Linked DNA regions of Homo sapiens: region 1 is linked to region 2. The links are chromatin loops, found by intact Hi-C in ENCODE. Cell type or tissue: heart left ventricle. All regions are shown on one strand.

Region 1 (8,000 bases), 160 kb after region 2:
CTTCCTCTGTGTCCCAGAAACAGCATACTCAGAGACACCTCCACAGTGGAGGGAGACACATGCTCACCGAATCTCCCTCCCTCAATATCCAAGCTCAGAGCACAGGGCCAAACACCTTCAGCCAAGAGCCAAGAGAGAGGAAATGGGGTTAAATGAAGAAGTGAGAATTTAGAGGAGTTACTACAACTTCCTGATCCTAAGACTCTTTAGACATCAGAATTCAGAGGGAGTGGGGTGAGGCAGTGGGAGGCAATGAAAATTCCCTCTGGATTCTAGAAAATAGCATAGATGCCCGTCTGTCTTGGATGGCTTAGCCAAAGCCAGCTTAGAGGCCAGATGGATGGATTAGAGGTGTCTGAGGGGTCCTCCCACCACTATGTTACCAGGAATCTCCAGATACGAGCACATACACACATCAATGCTTCTCCCTCCATGGCCAGCATCAACAAACAGGCACAGACAGTATCCTTGTATTATCCTCATAATCAGTGACAGCAGCCAATACTTACTGAATGTGTACAATGGATCACACACTGCATTAAAGACGCTTTTACATGCATGATCTCACTGAATTCTTACTACAAGGCAGGCACTATGATTATCTCCATTTATAGCTAGGAAACTAAGGCATACACAGGTTACTTGACCAGGGACACACAGCTAGGACTTGACGGCACCAGGACTCAAATCTAGATGTGTTTGATGCTGGCCCTCAAGGCTGGAACCACCTCTCTTCCCCACTGGCCTCTTCAGATCCTGGGGCTCCCCATGAGGATTTCCCCAGGATGGCATCCTATGAAATGCTTATGCAAACCATAACTGGCTCTAAGTACAGGTGGCCCTAACCAGCATGCCCTTGTTTATAGAGGCTGGGAGATATATTCATGTAACAGCTAAAATGTCAGACTTCTCTCCAGCAGGCTTTCAAATCTCATTTTCCCTATACTTTCTCTCCATTCTCTATCACTGACCCAGATCCCTCAAGCTGTAGGTATTCAGCAAAAATTATAGGCATGGAACTGAGCAGAAGGGAAGAGCCTCAGGCAACAACAGAGGCGGTGGCAGGACCTTGGGCCGCAGGAGCTCAGACAAGCGGACTCTGCCCTTAAATCCCCTTCTTTCCAGATATGACTCCTTCATTTCCCACCCCTCTGCTATTCAAAGGACCCCAGAGGCATGTCCTGCCAGGCAGATCACCAACAGACTACCAAGTGGCCCGTGGACCCCTCTCTGCAAACTGTTCACTGACCAGCTCTGGTCAATTCCAAGCAGGCCAGGAAGGCAACCCCATGGGCTCCTGCGGGGGTCCAGCCATGCCTGACTCCCTCCAGCCAGTGATTATTCCCCTCAGATCTCTACCCCAGCCCTGCCTCTGCTGACAGGAGAAGGTGAGGTGTGTTCAGGAGCAGCCACAAGGACAGCCCCTGGGTGGACAGCCTACTCACCCAGATCCATATCTGCAGCTTTGGGCCGGTGGGAGCAAGGCACATTCTTGAAGATGGCATCCAGAATCTTCTCCTTGACCTGAGTGATGGTGTCACAGTTGAGGATCTTTACTGGGACCTCGGGGCTGTTGGCATTGTCTGGGCTGACACAGCTCAGGACCTGAAGGAAAGGTGGGGAGAGGAAGCATATGAAATGGGGTAGCAGGAAAAGCTCCTAGATCCCCAGCAGCACCCTGGGATTCCGTCCTGAATGGCTCATCCTCTCCAGGATGGGCTAGGGAGGAGTAGGGTGGCTCCAGGCCATCTGTGCTCCCACCAAGCCCACTGCCCTTTCCTGTCCAGGCAAGCAGGACAATGCCTTGGCTTCAATGTCCTTGAGGGAGTGCGAGCTGCACACTTCACTCCCTGTCAGAACAAACTTCATTAAAATCCTGATTTTTCAAAGGGACAATGCCCAAGCATGTGGAAGCAGTGAGGGGAAATTTGCAACAGAACAGACACCAGTGCATGCATGCACACGTGCTATCTCTCTCACATGCATACAGGAGGCAGTGTCTCAGCGGCACACCCAGACCCTCGCCCACTTCTGAAACCCCCTGCCCATCCATGTTTGTCTGTCTCCTTCTTGTCACTCCTTCTTGGACACACACACACAGAACTAATAGGAATCTGGCTTCTTTCTCCAAATATTTCACAAGCTTCAATTTTTATGAAGGTTTCATTCACCTGATTAGAGGTTGGCAAATCTATAAGACACTTAATGTATTCTTTAAAAATAAAAAGATGCCCTTTAAAGATTGCAGGTTCAGGACACCTGAGATTCTTTCGTGGCCCTGAATAGGGCCCCTGTGTTGGGGGAAGAGGCGACTGCATAGTTCAGGGCCTCCATTTCTCCTTTTGGAACTAGTAGGAAAAGTTGAAACTGCTTCACCAAATTATCTTTTTATTTTTTTTCCTTTAAAAAGTTCTGGGCTTTTCCTTTAAAAAGAACAAGGCTTTTCTTCTCTTGCTGTTCTCACAGTGGGATCTTTCTACATCGACGGCACCGTGTGGGCTCCTGGGTGGACTGGAGGGGAACGGGGTGGGTGCTGTGCGTACTGGAGTAAGTGAGGGCACAAGATCCAAGGCAGAGAGGCTGGGCATCCTAGGGGTACTGATGCCAAGTGGCCCTCCCCTTCTGGGCTCCCGAACTCTCCCTCGGGCCCTGCTGCCAGAGAGCCCTCTGTGTGTCTCTCTCCTTCTCGGAACTTTCACTCCCTCTGTGCCCCCATAAGCATTTCCCAATTGTCCCATCTGGTTTGCAGAGCCAGACAGCAGTCTCTCTCCCACTCCACCCCCTTCTTGCTGCATGTGGTGGCAATCAGAACCCTGGGCTCTGGGCACCTGCCTTTCATTAGCAACTAGACTGCTATGAGCTCAAATGCGAACATGCTTATTCCATTAAGAAGGGGAAGAAAAAAAAACCCCTGAAATCTATAAAACCAAACTTTCACACTCAAAATGCCCTAACCTGAAAACAATGGTGGAGAGACTGCTGCCTCAAGCGCTCCATGTGTGCCTCCTCCCAGCTCTCCCCTCCTTCTAAGAGTCTTCTGGCCCCTTCCCTCTGCTCAGCAGCCAGGCAAAGCCTGACCCTTGGGCTGTTCTGGCAGCCCCTGCTGTCCTGTCCTCTGGGCCCTGGTGGGGCAGCTCAGCCTTCCCAAGACAGCAACACAGCTTGCCCTGGGCTTCCTCCTCTGAGGGACCCATGGGGCAGAGGCTGCCACCTAAACGTAATCCCCTGGCATTTCTAATTGCCGCAGGAATTCAGCGTGGCCTCATGAGAACAACTCCATGGTGCACTTCAGGGCAGGAGTTGGCGTTCTAAAGTGGAAGCAGTGGCCCCACAGAAGGACAGAGCCCCTGGCCACTGGCCAAGCTAGAGCTCCACCCACAGGTTCCCTTCCTCCATGCTCCTTGGCTAGTTTGTGGACAAGCTGCCTCATGATTTCTCTGCCAGGGAAGTGCCTCTCAAACGCTAATGTGAATAGAAGCACTTGGGGGCTTTGTTGAGATACAAAATCTGATCTAGGAGGTCTGGGATGGGGCCTGAGATTCTGCATTTTTCCAGGTTCCCAGGCAACTAGCTAGTGCTCCCAGGTTCCCCGGTGGGCATCTAGCGCTCTAGCAGGCTTCCAGGTGCGCATCTAGAACTCTAGCAGGCTCCCGGGCGGGCACCTAGCACCCTGGCAGGCTCCCGGGCGGGCACCTAGCGCTCTGGCAGGCTCCCGGGCGGGCACCTAGCGCTCTGGCAAGCTCCCAGGTGGGCATTTAGTGCTCTGACAGGCTACCAGGTAGGCATCTAGCATTGCCTGGTTCCAGGCTCCCACGTGGGTACCCAGTGCTCTAGTGGGCTTCTAGGTAGGCATCTTGCACTCTGCACCCAGATGTTGCTGATGTTGGTACTAGGGTGCTCCCACTGGCATGGTCCTTGGCCACACCAGTCCAAGCTCCAGCATCAATCCAATAAATCACTAAACCCCTAGAGGCACACCTGACTGCAAAGTGGTACACTCGCTTTCTCCCCAAGCCTCTTAGAGCCTCTCCGTGGTTCTCTCTCCTGCCCAAGACAAGGCTACTTTTAGCAGGTCCATAGCACTCTGGGCTCCTCCAGCCACCGCCGAGTTCCAGGACTCGTCTGCACGCCCTGTGTGCTGCTGTCCTGCACGATTTCTTGCCATCTGTCCACACCCTGAGGGGGCTGCTCCCCTGCACATGTGCAAATACTTTCCCCAGGCCTGAAGGTGGCTATTAAAGCTCCCTGTGGCCGTTTCTTCTCCAGGCAAAACAATTGCAGTTTCTTTCCTCTTTCCTCACTGCTCCTGTCCTCAAGTGTTCCCACCTAAATGGATACTGGTCCCTGAACCACTCCAATTTCCTCACATTCTCTTTAAGTTGCGGCACCTGAAATCAGCTCAGTGCACTACCAGTACTGTGGCCTCTGGAACAAAGGATGTTGCAATTTGGGGACAGAACATTATTACAACTGATTGTGTTGGATTCAATATTGGGAGGGTGCTGAGGAGACAGGAAAGAAAGGGAGTGGAACGGGGGAGACAGGGTGGAAGACATTTACGCAGTACTTCTATCTCATTAAGAAATCCATTCAGGTCTCTATTTTTGGAAGGGTTTTCCCCCTCTTTTCCATTTTAATCGGAGCCTCTCTCTCTCTCCTTCCAAGCAGACGGTAACTGCCAGAAAGCAGGGGCCTCATTCACAGGCTGCTCCTTTGAATCTTCATAACGGAGCCAATCCCCACAAATCTGTTCAGACGTCTACTGGGATTCCCGGGGCTTTTGGAAAATGAGAGTGGGATAGGTGGATCATGGTCACAGCCTTCCCAGCCAGCAGGGATGGCTTTGTTCAGAGGTGGGAACTGTCTCCCCAGCTAGCCACAGGCTCTGGAATTTGCCCTCAGCTCAGAGCAGTTGGAGGGGTTGTCTGAGAATCACACTCCCTCCCAGTACTACAATGCCCCAGCCTGCTGTGGCTCCCTCTCCCGACCGCTGCGTTTGAACTTCAGTCTGTTCCCCGTCCTCCTCGTTCCCTTCTGTCTCTCTTGCCTCCATTCTTGGGTGCCACTTGCATATCACCCCCAACACTCAGCTTTTATCTTTTCATACTCCCTCCTTCCAAGTCCTCTCTTTCTCAGAGAAAAAGGGCTGGTTGGAGATCACTGTGATCTCCAAAAAATCCCGAGAGTGAGCTCCCTGGGTTTGAAAGGACAGTGAGCAGCGAGTGGACGCACGGTGACAGTGGGGAGAGGCAAGCGGGGCCTGCGTGACCAAGCACTAGTGCATGAGTATGACGCGGGCTTCACTGCCTGTTCATCTTGTCCCATCTGATCCTCTGCACAACTTCACTCTGAGCAACTATGATTATCCCCACTTTAGTCGGTTCTGTTGGTGTTCTCATTTTTTCAGATAAAGAGACCCAAATTCAGAGAGATTAGGAACCTGCCCCAATTCACCCTGTTGGTCGAAGGCAGAGCCAGGGCTCAAATCCAGGTCTGTCTGATCCCAAAGGCCATGCTCTTGAATGCTAAGCCTTGGTGCCTCCTAGGGTAGCTGTTTTTGTCAGGTGAGGGAGCCTGACCTTGATGGAGGGGATCCCCACGTTCCTTCAACAACTGCCTTGCACCACTAGGCCACCTTGGCCTTGCGTTATACAGCTTGGGTCACAGTTGTATTTGAACTTAGAGCAGAAGGCAGTGGGGGCTTCAGAGCTATGAGTAACTCTTTCTAGCTTCCTTTCCTCTCTGTCCCCCACTCTCTGCCTGCACGGACCTCTTCTGTAAAGCGTTGACTCTAAGCTGGGAGGACAGAAGAGTTCACCTGGGTCAAGGGCTTTGACCCTATAACTGGTGTGGTCAGAAACCCCCAGTTCATTGGCTGAAGTGTCACTCAAATGTGTCTGAGCTACTGGTCCCCAAATCCAAATGCCCTGGTGAAACAGAACAGAGGAAGTCTGGGGTGATGGACACAGCGGGAGCACCTGGCTGGGCCCACACAGCAGACACACCTGGAGAGGCAGCTGTTCAGCCTTTCAGCCATCTCCACTGCTGAGCAGGGCTACCCAGGATGGAAGCCCGCCTGTCAAAGCCCCAGGGGAAACAGATGGGTGGGCTCACCAGGGTTTTGTAGTCAATCTGCTGGCGGATGAGCTTGTCCTCGCTCAAGGAGTAGCGGGCCTCGCCCGTGATGGCGTCAATGGGGCCCTTCTCCATCTGCTGCTTGATGGCACAGAACAGGGAGAAGAGGGGCTCCCCAGCACACTCCTGGAGGTGAGAAGAACGTCATTAGGAGGAGCTCTTGGAACACTGGAGTGTACCCCCAGTCCCTGCTTCTCCAAAGGGCTGCTTCCATCCCCTGCCAAGTCCCTGCACCTGCCCCCACCTGCTTTTATACTCAGCTCTTCAATCTCCTTCTCTCCATCTCCTCATCCTTCAGGCTGGCATTCCTCCTGGCTCTTTGGACCACAGGGTCTTTTCCCATTCTACCCATTTCTCCTTTCCTACTGCCGCCTCTCCAGGGCTCTTTCTTCCTCCCCCGCTCCCCTCCCCTCCTGCCCTCCTCTCTGCTCTCCCTCCCCACCTCACCCCGCTCTCTCAGAGGCCCCATCCAAAGGCAGAGGTCAGTCCTGGGTGGCAAGAACTCCTTAGAACATAAGTTAATAATTGGAAGCTGAGCCTCTTCCACCTCCCAGGCGCATCCTTGGCTTATCTGCCGCAACATGCGGCTTCTGCACCGGCCGGGGGGCCTTATCAGCCTCAGTAAGTCTGGGGCTGGGAGAGGGAAGAGGAAAAGCAGAGAAATAATGGGCAAATTGTTTTTAACTTCAAAGGAGGATTCAGCTTTAGGGACCATGCAGGGCCTCTCAGGGCTCATCTATCCCTTGCCCGGCAGTAGGAAACTAGCCTTGGGAAGACTGTGTCTTTGGAGCTATGATGGACTGCAGGCCTCTGTCTTCCTAGACAGTCCATGATAAGGATGAATTCCATTTCTTGTGGGGTTATAAGAGCCAGGCCCAGTAAGGGAGGACTCGGGGGTGTGGAGCGATCCCCAGTCAGGCTGCAGAGAATGAACGAGGCAAGGCCAGAAATACGTCCACATCCAACCCTACCTTGAGGAACTTGTAGAGGAGGAAAGTAAACCAATTGGTCAGCATCTTCTCAGCCACTGACTCAGTCCTGTCAGCAGTCACCGAGGGAACCAACGGAACAAGACAAAGAAAGAAGCAGCTGGTCAGAGCCCGTGGGCTGGGAAGGGCAAGGGAGGAATTGTGCATTGATCTTGCTGCTTCTAGCGTTTAGGCCAAACCTTGCGATCCTAATGAATATGAGAGTTTCATGGACTCCTAGACGCCCCCATAATGGTAAGACAAGCTTTTCCTACAAAGCTGGAAGATGACATTTTGGGCAGCAGGCTGTGGGTGGGATTTTGGCTGGAACGCCTTAGAGCACCGCTGTCCAATTGCACGTTCTGTGATGATGAAAATTTTCTCTACCTGTGCCATCTAATATGGCAACCACCGGCCACACATAGCTACTGAGCACTTAAAATGTGGCAGCATGTCTGAGGAACTGACACTGAACTTGTATTTATTTTTAACTAATTTAGATTTAAATAGTCACATGTGGCTCATAGCTATCCTATTAGATAGTATAACCTTAGAGAACTTTATAGGCTAGTTGTGTTCTTTTGGGTGAAAAAAAAAAATCCCAAATCCTGGGGAGGTACCAATTTGGCAGGGAATAGGAATAAAGGTGGCAGGAGAAGGGTTCCATGTCAGAAGGTCAGATGGCCAAACTGAGTCCACAGCCTCAGCTAAAGGCTCCCAGCATTCGCCGCAGCATAAAGCCATATACCCAGCTCAGCCCAAGCCGTGTTAAAACTGTCCTATTGCGGCTGGGCACGGTGGCTCTTGCCTGTAATCCCAGCACTTTAGGAGGCCAAGGCAGGCAGATCATGAGGTCAACAGATCAAGACCATCCTGGCCAACATGGTGAAACCCCCT
Region 2 (8,000 bases):
GCTCTGCTTCAGAATGGCTGGATGGGGCAAGGGGCAAACAGGGGTGGGAGACATGCTGGGAGTCAGGGCTGGCAGGAGCAAAAAAAGCAAAAGTATGGCCCAGCCTCCAAGGAGTTAAGTTTTATCCTGCAGCTCCTTTGAAATCCTTCTAAACAGGGGAGTGACATGATTAGATTTTAGAAAGATAATTCTGGTGGCAGTGTGCTGCACAGATGGGAGAGGAGAAAATTGGAAACAAGGAACCCTGTTCTGCAAAGATTGTGATAATCCAGGCAAGGGATGATGAGGGTCTGAGTGAGGGCAGGTGCATGGTAATGGAGACGAAGCAGATTGGAGAGAGATTTAAAGAGACAATCAGCCTGGTGACTGATTGAGGGTGGGGGAGGTCAGGGAGAGGGGAAGGGAACATTTCCTGGGGTTTCCGATTTGGGCAGTGTCCATCAGGGAGCACAGGGTGAGGAGGAGGTGGGGTTAAGGGACGAGAGGACAGAATTATCAATTCTGCTTCAGATTTGTTGAGTGTGAGAACTTCTAGGAAAATGTATCCAGTTGGAGGTTGAATGCATTTAAAATTTAGGAGAGAGATTCATTTAGCAAACACACATTTATTCTCTATGTATCAGGTGACTTTCTAGTGTCAGAGATAGAGCATTAAATATGATGAACAAGGTCTCTACTCTCATAAAGTGTCTTTCCAATAAGGGAAAACAAACCCAGGAACAAAAGCAAAATAAAACAGGAAAACGTGAGAGAAAGTGAGTGGGAGATTACCTTAGATATGGGTTCAGAAAAGACCTTTCTTAAGAAGGTAACATTTGAACCAAGATCTGAAAAATGAAAAGAACCAGCCAGGTGAAAATGTCAGGGAAAAGCATTCCAGGCAGAGGGAGCAGCATGTGCAAAGGCTTTGAGGTGAGAACAAGCTTGGTGTGTTCAGAGACAGGTCAGAGTGTGTGGTGTGGAGCAGGTGAGGGGATGGAAAGTAGGCTATGAGATTGGAGAAGTGGTCAGGGGTTAGATCACATTGCAGAAAATTATAATTCAGATTAGGCTAAAGCACATGATGACAAATGACCCTCGAATTTCAGTAGCATACAATGAACACATTTACTTATCAGTCATGCTGCAGGTCCATTGTGAGTCAGTTACACACTTTCTCCACTATAGGACTCAAGTGAATGGAATAGCTCCTATCTGAGACATTTCTGGTGTTCTGGAAGAGGGAAAAGAGAAAGTGGAGAACCACATAATGGCCTTAAAGTGTCTGCATGGAAGTGGATGTGCCAATGCCATTGGCCAAAGCAAATTATACAGCCAAGTGTGATGTCATTGGTGTCTGAATGTATGTTTCCCATAGAGAGGAGCAACAGATGTTGAGATCAACAATACAATTAATCTACCATATAGGCTATGGTGAGATCAGATTTTATTCTAAGTGCTACCGAAAGGCATTAGGGTTGTGTGTGTGTGTGTGTGTGTATGTGTGTGTGTGTGTGTATGTGTGTGTGTGTGTGTGTTTTAACTAGAGGGCATCAATGTTGATTGCCAAGGTAGGTTAAAAATAGATGAATAAAAATAAGAGATGAGATAAATTGGGTAATCTAGAAAAGGTTGTCTCAGATACTGAGCACATGGCAAGGAAGTTCTGTTAGGGTAGAGCCCTGAAAATACTGTCAGGACAGGCCCACAGCAGGAGGCACACTGGATGAGTCATTTGGTCCTAGCCTGGTCTCCTAGGCTTTCCATTTGCAGAAGGTATCAGGAACTCCTGGGTGGCCTTTGGACAGAAGACCCTGGAATACTGAGATCCTGCCCACGATTACAGCACTCGTCCTCATGAATCTCCTAGAGAAAGAAGTATAAGATGAAAATTGGAAAAGGAAAACAAAATGTCACTTTATTGCTACTGAGGGTGGACCCCCGGCCCCAAATCAGAGGGCTTTTGTAAGTTAGCCTGGAGGAAGCAGTCACACTTGTGGCTTATGTGTTTCTCTCCATCCCCACACCAGCCATTATTTATACAAAAAATCAACCTCAGGTCATGAAATCTTCTTTCTTTCCTATGTGGAAGGAAGAGAGAGAAGAGGACAAGATGATTGGGCTTGCTCAAGGGGAGTGGGTCTTGGGGCAGAGCACTATTCTGCCACATAAGCTGAAGTGAAAGAGGAATATGAAGCACCCTGTCAAAGCATCCCCAATGCAGTGTAGACCAGGAGGCAGACCCCAGCCCACTGTTAGGGCAGTGTGGCTCCATGTCCCAGTTTGGCCCAGGCAAAACAATCAATCCAACCAGCATGGATCAATCTTCCTCCTCTGTGGGGTGGAGTGGGGAGGAGGTGAAATGGGAGCTTCTCTTCCCTAGTACATTTTCTGCTGCTCCCTTATCCCTTCATTTCAGGAGAGGGGATGGAGAAAGCCAGGCAGAGGAAGAGACTTGGACCTTTTGTCTTCTCCCAAAGCTCCACTCGCTGGTGGCTCCACTGTGGTTCCTCAGTGCACCTTTCAGATATGCCAGATGGTCCCAGAAATGAGGAGGGGAAACATGGCCAATAACATCTAAGAAAATGGGCTTCCCTCACCTAGAGATTTTCTTCGGAACACCAAATCTTGACTTGTTTTTATAAGAGAATATCACACCTTTTCAACTAAAACCATAAATGTCTCAAGTGTAGGACCCATAATTTATACTTCTTTTGAACTTCCTCCCCTCCTGGTCTAACGCAGGCCAGTTACAAGCAAATAGTCCCTGTATGACTGAATGAGTGAGTGGACAAATGATTTCCCAGGTGGCATATCCAGAAACAACACTGGTGATCCATCTCTCCCACCTGCCAGAGTCTTCCTGATGAACTTCCTATACGTGTAAGAATGTAGAGAGAAGGGAATTTATTATGCTGTCAGAGAAGGAAAGCAATAATCTAGACTTTCTGGCTGTCTTGCTAGCTGGGCCCCTTGGCCAGTGGTTAGAGAATTACAGTGTGTCTCAGTGTATCCTCAAGGGACCGAGATGGGCTCAGGCCATTACCCATGCAGCTGGCCATGGAGAGCCTACCTGTCAAACTGGCTGGAACCTGGAGAAGGAAACTCCTGGTGAGTCCTTCTTTGGCACCGTGGGGCCCTGGTGACAGAGTTGATTAAGCAAGACACCAGCATCAAAATTAAAGTGAGGAGGAAAAGTAAATTAGTGATTGAATAGCTAGTGAAGAGCCATATTTTAATAAGATTCCCTCTAATTTGAGTGATTCCTTCCCCCTCCTCTTTGGGCTTGGTCATTCTCCCTGTTTTGAAGTACTCCTGGGGTTAGGAGGAGGGAGGGGTGAGGAACACATACCTCGAATTTATACTCTGGTGCGTGGGGAGAGAGTCCTCAGCTGTCTGCAATACGCTGGGGCCCCATAAAGCGATTTGTCACTGCTCTGAATTCTTTTCAGCAGCATGTTCATTTCAATTTGCAGTCACCTCTTTAGCTCCTCTTCAGCAGGTTTGGCCAGACTCCTGCGAGAAGATCTGAGCCGAGAGGGGGAGACACAATCAAGGAGAAAGGCTGGCTGGAGCCGGGCTCTCCAGGGATGCATCTGCCACCACTCCACCCTCACAGCCTCTTTTAACTCTATTTGCTTCTACAGGGAGACAGGAGAGATTATGATGTTTCGCAGGCTTTCCAAACCCTTGTCATGGTTAATAAAGGTCTGGCAGGAACAGGAGCTGTGATGGCTCAGCAAGCTCTTGGTGCTGGGGCTTAGGGGAGGGAAGGTAGGTGGAGCTATTGGTCTAGCTGCCTGCGTGACACCAAGGAGCCCAGACACCAAGTGGGAGAGCCAGTCTGAGGGTCCTTTCTTCCTGTACTTACTGGACTTTGTGCACTACCTGCACAAAGTGATCCCCCACCATGGCTATGTGGACAGTGGGTCTGGCAGGAGCAAGGCTGAGAGCCAGAAGAGGAAGCTCCAGAGCTTCAGGTTATTAAGGTCCAGGGAGTAGCCCAGGAAGAGGAAGTTGAAGCCTTGGTGACCAGAAGTAGAGCATTAAGTCAGAGACTATCAGGAGGGAGATGCAGTGGGCAATGGAGAAGCTTCAGGCCTAGGGAGCTCTGTGTTTCCCTGACCCTGGTGGGGATCAGGGTTGGCCCAGGGCTTTGGGAGGGCTTCAGCCTGAAATGAGGATTTAATTTTGCCATTTATATTTACCATAAAATGATACATGTTCACTGTGGGAAAAAGCAGGCAAGGCAAAGGAAGTTAGCCTTATCTCACTGCCCAGAGAATAACACTGCTGATGTTTTCAGATGTTTTCAAAGTAAATCTATTTAATTTTTTCCACTAATAATATAACATTTTGTTACATATGATGACTCGATCTGTAGGCATGAGTATTGAGTCACTGGAAAGACCTATTCCATTTATTATATTCATAAATTAAAACCCAGTTTAAAAATTTATTTTCTAGAAATTAAGAACCATGGGGTAAAACAGAGTTCCTTTTATATGCAGTTGGGCCCTGCATGTCTGTAGATTCTACATCCGTGGATTCAACCAACTTAGATTGAAATAGTTGGAAAAAAAATTAAAAATACATTTTGAAAAATAATACAATTAAAATAATTATGAAATAACTACTTACATAGTATTAACATTGTATTATGTATGTAAGTAATCTAGAGATTACTTAAAGTATATGGGAGGATGTGTGTAGGTTATACGCAAATACTATGACCTTTTATATAAGAGTAAATTTTGGTATTGATGGGTGTAAATTTTGGTATTGATGAGCATCCTAGAACCAATTCCCTTTGGATACTGAGAAAGGACTGCATAAGAAAAATAATGAAAAGTGAGTCATAGATTTCTTGTGCAGTAAAAAACCAATTTAAACAAAGGAGAAAATGACCGAAGGGCATAAATGATGCATGAATAATCAGAAATACCTTATTCTTGAATAGAAAAATATAATATTACAAAAATATCAAGAAAAAGAAAAACTGAAAAAAATGGATATTTTAAAAAAGAAAAATATTAAAATTTAAATGACCAAACTGAAAAGAGAAAGAAATAACTCTACAAAACCAACACAAGAACAATTTATCATTATGGTTTATCTCCTTCTATTATTTTTTTGTGTGTATTTTTAAATTAATTAAAAAAATTGGTACATAATGATTGTATGTCTTTCTGGGGTACTTGTGATATTTTGATACATGCATACAATGTGAGTGTAGTGATCAAATCAGGGTAATTGGAATATCCATGACCTTAAACATTTGTCGTTTCTTTGTGTTGGGAACATATATGTATATATTTATAGGAATGTAAAAGATTACAGTATAAATATGTCCTCAGCTTGTTATATAATCTTCATACATATAATTTTAATGGCTTAAATATATTCTATAAAGTAGATTTATCACGTTTTGTTTATTATCCAATGTTAGATTTTAATGTAGTTTTATCATCATTGATTTCTTTTGCTTGTTCCTAGACTTCATATGAAAGGAATCCAATAAACACATTCTTTTTGTCTAGATTTTATTTTTGTATGACACAATGTTATTAAGATTGATCCGTATTTTTATATGTATCACTGGTTTATTCCTTTCTTTGGCTGAGTAGTTTTCTGTTTTATAAATATACCAGTTTATCCATTCTCCTGTTGATGAACATTTGAGTTGTTTCAAATTTTAGGCTCTTACAAATAAAGCTGTTATAAACATCCATATACAATTGACAAATATTTTCTATTTTTTTGTGACATACGTTTTCATTTTTCTGGGGTAAATACCTAGACATGTAATATCTGGGACAGAGGATAGATGTATGTTAGTTTTATATGAATATCCAGACTTGTGCATTTTACATGTCAATCAGAGATATATGAGTTTCAGTTGCTTCATATCTTTGCCAAAAGTTGAAATTGCCAATATGTTTTATTTTAGCCATTCTAGTAGGAGGGAAATCATATCATATATATATGTGTTTTTTCCGGACGGCCAATAGTGTTGAACCCCTTTTAAACTTGCTTTTTATATACTTATTGGATATTCCCTTTAAAAAATTATAAAACATGCTTTAAAATTGAGTTGTGTTTGTCTTTTTGCTATAAACTTTCAAGAGTTTATATATTCTGGATACAATTTCTTTTTCAGATATGTGGAGAATATTATTTCCCAGCTGGTGGCTTGCCTATTCACTTTATCAATATTGTCTTTGATGAGAAGAAATTTTTAACTTTTATGTACTCTCATTTACCAATTTTTCAATCTTAAGATTATTCCTTTTTGTGTCCTAGGGAATCTTTGCTGCCCTAAAGTTGGAAAGATGTTTTTCTGTGCTTTCTTTTAGAGGCTTTATATTTCTAGCTTCTATATTTAGGTTTTCGTCAAATCTCAAATTGATTTTCATGTGGAGAGTGAGGTAAGGATCGAAGATCTTTTTATCTTTGTGAATATTCAGCAGTTTCAGCACAATTTGTTCAAAAGATAATTCTTTCCCCTTCAAACTGACCTGGCAACTTGATTGAAAATTAACTGACTGAATATATCTTGCTCCAGTTTTGAACTTTCTGTTCTATTCAGTTTATCTATTTGTCTATCATTATGCCAATACCACACACAGTACCATTGTTTCTTTGTTGACCTTCTGTCTTGATGACCTGTCTAGTGCTGCCAGTGGAGTATTAAAGACCCCCGACATTATTGTGTTGCTGTCTATCTCATTTCTTAGGTCTAATAGTAATTGTTTTATAAATTTGGGAGCTCCAGTGTTAGGTGCATATATATTTAGGATTGTGATATTTTCCTGTTGGACTAGTCCTTTTATCATTATATAATGTCCGTGTTTGTCTTTTTGAACTGCTGTTGCTTTAAAGTTTGTTTTGTCTGATATAAGAATAGCTACTTCTGCTCACTTTTGGTGTCCGTTTGCATGGAATATCTTTTTCCACCCCTTTACCTTAAATTTATGTGAGTCTTTATGTGTTGGGTGAGTCTCCTGAAGACAGCAGGAATGTGGTTGGTGAATTCTTATCCATTCTGCCATTCTGTATCTTTTAAGTGGAGCATTTAGGCTATTTACATTCAATGTTAGTATTGAAATGTGAAGTATTATTCTATTCATTGTGCTATTTGTTGCCTTAATACCTTTTTTTCATTGTGTTATTGTAATATAGGTCCTGTGAGATTTATGCTTTAAGGAGGTTCTATTTTGTTGTATTTTGAGGATTTGTTTTAAGATTTTGAGGATTTGTTTTAAGATTTAGAGCTCATTTTAGCAGTTCCTATAGTGCTGGCTTGGTAGTGGCGAATTCTCTCAGCATTTGTTTGTCTGGAAAAGTCTGTATCTTTCCTTCATTTATGAAGCTTAGTTTTGTTGGATACAAAATTCTTGGTGGATAATTATTTTGTTTAAGGAGGCTAAAAGTCAGACCCCAATCCCTTCTAAGCTTGTAGGGTTTCTGCTGAGAAATCTGCTGTTAATCTAATAGGTTTTCCTTCATAGGTTACCTGATGCTTTTGCCTCACAGCTCTTAAGATTCTTTCCTTGTCTTGACTTTAGATAACCTGATGACTATGTGCCTATGCAATGTTGTTTTTGTGATGAATTTCCCAGGTGTTCTTTGAGCTTCTTGTATTTGGATGTCTAGATCTCTGGCAAGGCTGGGGAAGTTTTCCTTGATTATTCCCTCAATATGTTTTCCAAACTTTTAGATTTCTCTTCTTCTTTGGAAACATCAATTATTCTTAGATTTGGGCATTTAACATAGTCCCAAACTTCTTGGTGGCTTTGTTCATTTTTTAAGATTATTTTTTCTTTGCCTTTGACGGATTAGGTTAATTCAAAAGCCTTGTCTTTGAGTTCTGAAGTTCTTTCCTCTCCTTGTTTGATTCTGTTGCTGAGACTTTCCAGTACATTTTGCATTTATCTAAGTGTGTTCTTGCTTTCCAGAAGTTGTGATTGTTTTTTATTTATGCTATCTATTTCACTGAAGATTTTTCCTTTTATATCCTG

The links. A loop is a pair of places that touch in the nucleus more often than their neighbours do. Peaks named below come from ENCODE experiments on the same cell type or tissue, not always from the same donor. Only the 100,000 strongest peaks of a DNase experiment are listed, where the experiment ranks them.
Region 1: it touches region 2 in a loop (2.2-fold over the local background); 7 of 110 quality-filtered maps call a loop at or near these places.

The regions. Positions count from the first base shown.
Region 1 is chr7:132,158,028-132,166,027 of GRCh38, forward strand. It overlaps PLXNA4 (plexin A4), which reads right to left. Exons shown (of 32, transcript NM_020911.2): 23 at 7,107-7,173; 24 at 6,115-6,261; 25 at 1,446-1,605. Among named protein-coding and RNA genes, the nearest start is that of PLXNA4-AS2, 99 kb to the right of the region's middle. In heart left ventricle, no CTCF peak of the experiment used is centred here; a DNase peak (open chromatin) is centred at 3,334; H3K27ac peaks cover 264 bases.
Region 2 is chr7:132,001,093-132,009,092 of GRCh38, forward strand. No RefSeq gene overlaps it. Among named protein-coding and RNA genes, the nearest start is that of PLXNA4-AS2, 260 kb to the right of the region's middle. In heart left ventricle, CTCF peaks have their summits at 3,530 and 3,729; no DNase peak of the experiment used is centred here.